2 separate regions of the Homo sapiens genome follow, and region 2 is linked to region 1. A link is an interaction called in ENCODE POLR2A ChIA-PET data of the cell type or tissue named here. Cell type or tissue: OCI-LY7. All regions are shown on one strand. Each heading gives the region's core, and the rest is flanking DNA. Links, peaks and the distances in the headings are about the cores only.

What was found. Peaks named below come from ENCODE experiments on the same cell type or tissue, not always from the same donor. Only the 100,000 strongest peaks of a DNase experiment are listed, where the experiment ranks them.
Region 2: POLR2A ChIA-PET joins it to region 1 with 5 read pairs; 6 of 35 experiments call an interaction of 5 or more read pairs at or near these places.

The regions. Positions count from the first base shown.
Region 1 is chr1:199,976,514-199,979,326 of GRCh38, reverse strand. No RefSeq gene overlaps it. Among named protein-coding and RNA genes, the nearest start is that of NR5A2, 50 kb to the left of the region's middle. In OCI-LY7, for the core only: no CTCF peak of the experiment used is centred there; DNase peaks (open chromatin) are centred at 1,526 and 2,106; H3K4me3 peaks cover 1,697 bases; H3K27ac peaks cover 2,500 bases.
Region 2 is chr1:199,751,572-199,754,384 of GRCh38, reverse strand. It overlaps the pseudogene RIDAP1. Among named protein-coding and RNA genes, the nearest start is that of NR5A2, 270 kb to the left of the region's middle. In OCI-LY7, for the core only: no CTCF peak of the experiment used is centred there; no DNase peak of the experiment used is centred there.

The sequences.
Region 1 (2,813 bases), core at 165-2,664:
CTCTGCAAAGCAAGTTACAGTGCTTCTATTTCCTGCCACCTGGGCACTTACAGTTCAACATTTGGCAAGCTGATGCAGAGGTCCCTGGAAACCCAACAGCTGGAGGCAGCAGGTTAGATCTCAGTCAGGATGAGGTTTTCCTTACACTTTTGGTGTTAGTTTTTGGTTCACCTCCACTCTCTCCCTGGTTGAGAAAATTCAGGCCCACAGTTCAGGGACTCAAGGGGTTTGTAATGAGACCTAAGAGGTGGCAAAGGACTGCATTTGTTTATTTTGTCTATCTGTTCTGTGTCACAAAGTTCTCTCATCTCAGACTTCTTATAAACATTTTGACATTCTGTTGAATTTTTCCAAATTTCTTCCATCTGGGAAAGTTGAGTATTTTTGAGACAACTGTGACCATCTTGTCCACCTTCAAACTCTGAATAGTCAGTTGCTAACTAGAGAAAAAAGTATAACATATACTTGCTGAGTTGAGTCATGCAGATTTTCTGTTTTGAAAGAACATTAACAAACAAAGTGGACATTGATACTAATGAAATACAAAGAGAAGTGATTATTTCTGTCGCCAGCTGTCAAAATTATTTTTGTTGTTTATAAAGTCTCAATCCTCCAGGGACTGTTCCATAATCATGCAATATGTTCAAGAGGAAAAGCCCGCATGCTCACACATGGGCTGCCGGCCAGTGTTCTCCCGTGGGCCTCGGATCTGCAAAGGCTATTGAAGCTAAATTACATCACCTGTGGCCAGCAGGACCCTATTGTCCTGCAGAGGCTTGACACATTGTTTTCCTATGGTACCCCTAAGCCATTGGAACTCGGAGTCTATAATGCCTTCTTTTGATCAAATGCCTTATTTCTAAGATTCTGGGACGTCATAAAGAAAGGAGCTCTTTCAGGAACTATTTAAAGTTGAGTTTCAAGGTGAATACTACATCTCATGATGTTATGTTTATTGTACACCTCTCGTAAGGACACTAGCACTTTCAGGGAAACTCAGCTAATGGATTCAGATAGGATTAATTTTTACATTTTTGGTTCTCTCTCTTTCCTGCTCTTTTTTTTTCTCTTTACATTCAATGTTTATTATTATTATTGTTTTACTTTATTTTTTTGAGACAGGGTCTCACTCTGTTGCCCAGGCTAGAGTGCAGTGGAGTGATCTCGGCTCATGCAACCTTTGCCTCCTGGCTTCAAGCGATTCTCCTGCCTCAGCCTCCTGAGTAGCTGGGACTACAGGCACGTGCCACCACGCCTGGCTAATTTTTTGTATTTTTAGTACAGACAGGGTTTCGCCATGTTGGCCAGGCTGGTCTCGAATTCCTGACCTCAAGTGATCTGCCCGCCTTGGCTTCCCAAAGTGCTGGGATTACAGGTGTGAGCCACCACACCTGGCCTTGAAAATTCCCCAATTATTGAGGAAGGAGAAAAAAATCTTTTGCTCACTGTCAGTAGAAAAGAAGCTGCTTCTAGCCAGATTTACACATACAAAGTAAAGTCAAGAATTTAAGGAACTGAAAGATTAACGTTCTCTTGAAACAGATATTTGAGGTCAAAGTGGTTTGTTTTTTTTTTTTTGCATCTGAATTCTCTAGTTAATTGCCACAATACTTGCTTTTAACTTGCTTATGGGGGATTTAACCCATTAAAATGGAGCAGCCAGGCGCGGTGGCTCACACCAGTAATCCCAGCACTTTGGAAGGCTGAGGCAGGAGTTTGAGATCAGCCTGGCCAACATGGTGAAGCCCCGTCTCTACTAAAGATACAAAAAAATTAGCCAGGTGTGGTTGTGGGCACCTGTAATTCCAGCTCTTTGAGAGGTTGAGGCAGGAGAATCGCTTGAACCCGGGAGGTGGAGGTTGCAGTGAGCTGAGATTGCGCCATTGCACTCCAGCCTGGGCAGCAAGAGCAAAACTCCGTCTCAAAAAAAAAAAAAAAAAAAGAAGCAATTGAGAAATGGTCTTCAGACTTCAGGCACTGTAGGCCCGCTGCCTCGGGTTACTCAGGTCCTGCATTTGCTCATTAGATCACAAATATTTACTGGGCACCCACCTCCTGCCAGGCACTGTCTGAGACCTGGTCCTGCAGCAGGGAACTAGACAAACTAGGTGCTTGCTCTCGTGGGATTTATATTCAAGTGGGATAGAGAGCAAAAAGAAAGAATCAAGATTTTTAGAAGCGTGTGGTTATTATCAGATGGGTGGTTACATCACTGTGGAAGGCAGGCGTGTGGATCTTGCTTTAGAAGGAGTGGTCAGGGAAGGCCCCACCAGGGAGCTTCAGTGAGAAGCAGCTGGCTATGTAAATATGTGGGGAAAACTGGGTTTCAGGCAGAGGGAACACTAAATGTAAAAGATCCTGATTCCGGAAAGGTTGGCTGTGTCATCTACTGGATTTCCTCGATTTTACTCAATCTCCTGTTTGTTAATCTAGGCAGATACTATATACAATTATCTGGGGAGTAGCCATTATTAGCCATAGTCCTTGGAGATGAAAAAGGACTTTGCCTTCTTCCATTACTCTGCATAGATGTCAGTCTCATCTAAGAGATCGTGGGAGGGGAAAGCTTTTAAGAGGGCCTGACAGCCTTAAGGAGCACAGTTTGATTTTCCTTGAGTGTGCTAATGTTAGCACAAATACTGGCTGTGCTGCCAGCATATTTCCACACACGTGGCTACAGGGATGATGGAGGTAGTCATTTATTGATTTGAGTTAGTTGCAACATTGTTTCCTTTTAACTAGAAAACTCATGTTCTGACAATTTCTTTCCGGGAGTTCCCTAGGGAGGGAATTTTTATGAGAATTATCTTCTG
Region 2 (2,813 bases), core at 2-2,501, 220 kb after region 1:
GACCAGTGGAAAGGGGGAGAATGTTGTTAATCACTAAAGGGGAGCCAGGGAGTTCTGTGGCGATACTGGGGCTTCTTGAATCCTTGTTGTGGTGGCTCAGGGGTTACTGCAAGGGTGCAAGTGACAATAGTACACAGCAGTATTTCCTAGACCTGTGAGCAGATCTAGGTATCACTTAGATAGTGATATCTAAGAGATTACTTCTTGGGTGTTTTTAAGTTTTTAAATAATGAGTTATGTGGCAAGAATTACACATTCTTACATATATTTTTATACAGGTGATCAAACATAATCATTAGGATATAGAGTTTAGAAGTAACATAAAATACAAGCAGTTAAAACAGTCTAATAAGTTGTTTGCACAGAGGCCTACAGATACAGTTGATCACTGCTTAGTTTTAAGTGAATAAATAGGAATGCTTTATTCTCTTCTAGTCATTTAACAAACATTTATTGAGTATCCACTGTGAACAGAAAATGTTTTACATACTGCAGATAAAGCAGTGAAAAAGATAGGCAAGGACTCTGTTTTAGCTGAGCTTATATTCCAAATGTGTGTGTTGAGGTAGGGAGAAGGTTGCCAAGAACTGTGAAGAGCCTGAGATTTTGCCATACTTGCAAGCTAACAAATTGGCCAGCTACAGTTTCATGACCTCTGGATTAGCGACAAAGTATAGTTTATTATTAACAGCCATGCAGTAGCCAAGTAGCCATTATTTTCCTTGTGCTGGTTCCATGAACCCCAATACTCACAGGGCAATGTGAAGCAGGCCAGTAAACACCTACATCTGCAGTGAGTTATGTTACAGGACCGTGATTTTAAGCTTAAGGAACCCTAATGTTTTATAATGGGCAGTAACTATGCATGTCCTTTACTTTTAGGGAGACACTCATTCTCTCTTCCTGTTTATAAGTAAACCTGCCCTTTGCCCTGGAGGGGGACACTGTGTCTAATTTCAAATTTTATTCACTGTTTTTTTTTAATCTGCATGTCTATTTTATTTCCATTAGAAAAATATTATCTGTCTACAATTTTGGTCCACTTTCTTCTTGACCTCTACCATTCCAATTTAAATACTTTAATTTTACCCAAATAAAAGCAGAGTCACACATCTGACATGAGAACAAAATGTTTCATGTCATTAAATTAGTTTGAATTAGGTGTGCTCGTTTATTTCTTAGAAAAAATAACTCATCTTTCCTACTTATTATTTTCCTTTTATTTATTTGAGTCGCTCTTTGGTAATGAGTATCTCTTTCCTACATTCAGTAATATGGGTGTAAATAATAATAATTTATTACATCAGTAACTGGATTAATCATCTAATCTTCAACTCGTGCTTAGCTCTCCATATTCTATGGTATTTCCATAATAACTTCAGATATTTTAGTCAAACTCACATTTTCATCAGTTCTAAAAATTAAGATGTTATATCAATTGTAAAAGTCAAGATGTGAAAAATTTCAGACTAAATAACACCGGGCCACTTATAGTCATGCCGTTGTGAGAGGTGCTTGGTCAGTTACTTCCTCAATTTCAGCTTGGCCTCCTTTGGGCAAAGCAGCAACCAGGTAAGCAGCACTTGCAGGAAAACTACTCTTGAAGTACTGTTTGTAGATTTCATTGACAGTAGGGAAGTCATTTATGTCAGCCAACAAAACAGTTGTTTTTACTGCATTAGTGAAGTCACAGCCTGCAGCTTTCAGAATTTTACTCATGTTCTTGCTTAGCTTCTTTTGCTAAACAAGCCCTCTTGGCACAAGCTGTCCACTTAAAGGGTTCATGCTTATCTGTCCTGAAATGTAAGTTTGTCCTGACTAACACAGCTTGACTGTAGGGCCCAATGGCCGCTGGGGCTTTCGTGGTGCTGATCGCCTTTCTGATTAAGGATGACCTGGCTAACCCTTCTCTCTTGTGGCCCCTCCAGGAGAACTCCCTGTACAATTCCTGCTTGCTTCTTGCCTGACTGACCTATTCACTGTTCTGAAAAGATTGTAGTGGCTCTGCTTGCAAGATGTGCAGAAACATGAGAGACCCTCCAACAGTGGACAGAGAGGAGATAGTCATATTTATACTGAAATATTTATGTGAACTACAAAGTATATTGAACTCAGGCAAATCTCAGTTTTGACTAGTGATTTACATCAGTGATACTGGTTCCCAGTATCAGTTTCTGCAGTCTTGTGAAAGAGCATGAACTCCGTATTACCTGGTGGACTGACCCAGTGCCATGTGAGCAATGTGGATCATGAGCAATGTGTGGATCAGGATTCACTTTTCCACTCTATGTCTCACTGTCTGTGTCACTTGGACTGATTGCATAGATTCTCTAAATCTGTTTCTTATAAACTGGGAGTAATAAAACCTGTCTGATGGAGTTATTGGAAGATTAAATAAATAACATTTATAAAATACTTAGCATAAAGTCTAGATACAATAAGCATTCAATAAAGGGTAGATAGTTTTGTTTACTATCATAGGTGTCATAGACTCTGCTTTTAAATTTAATCCTTATAACAACACTGTAATATGATCTTCATTTTATAAATTAGGAAATGGAGACTCAGAGATTTGTCTGAGGTTACCGGCTAATAGGAAGTAGAGCCACAATTCTAACACAGTTCAGTCAGTGTCAAAGTTCACATCATGTACTACCCAGTAGACTTTAGGGGTGAATCTCTCTACTTCCCAGTCGAATTTCCTCATTTAGAATCCACCTCTGCGAGTGCGATGGCTCATGCTTGTAATCCCAGCACTCTGGGAGGCCAAGGAGGGCAGATTGCTTGAACTCAGGAGTTTGAGACCAGCTTGG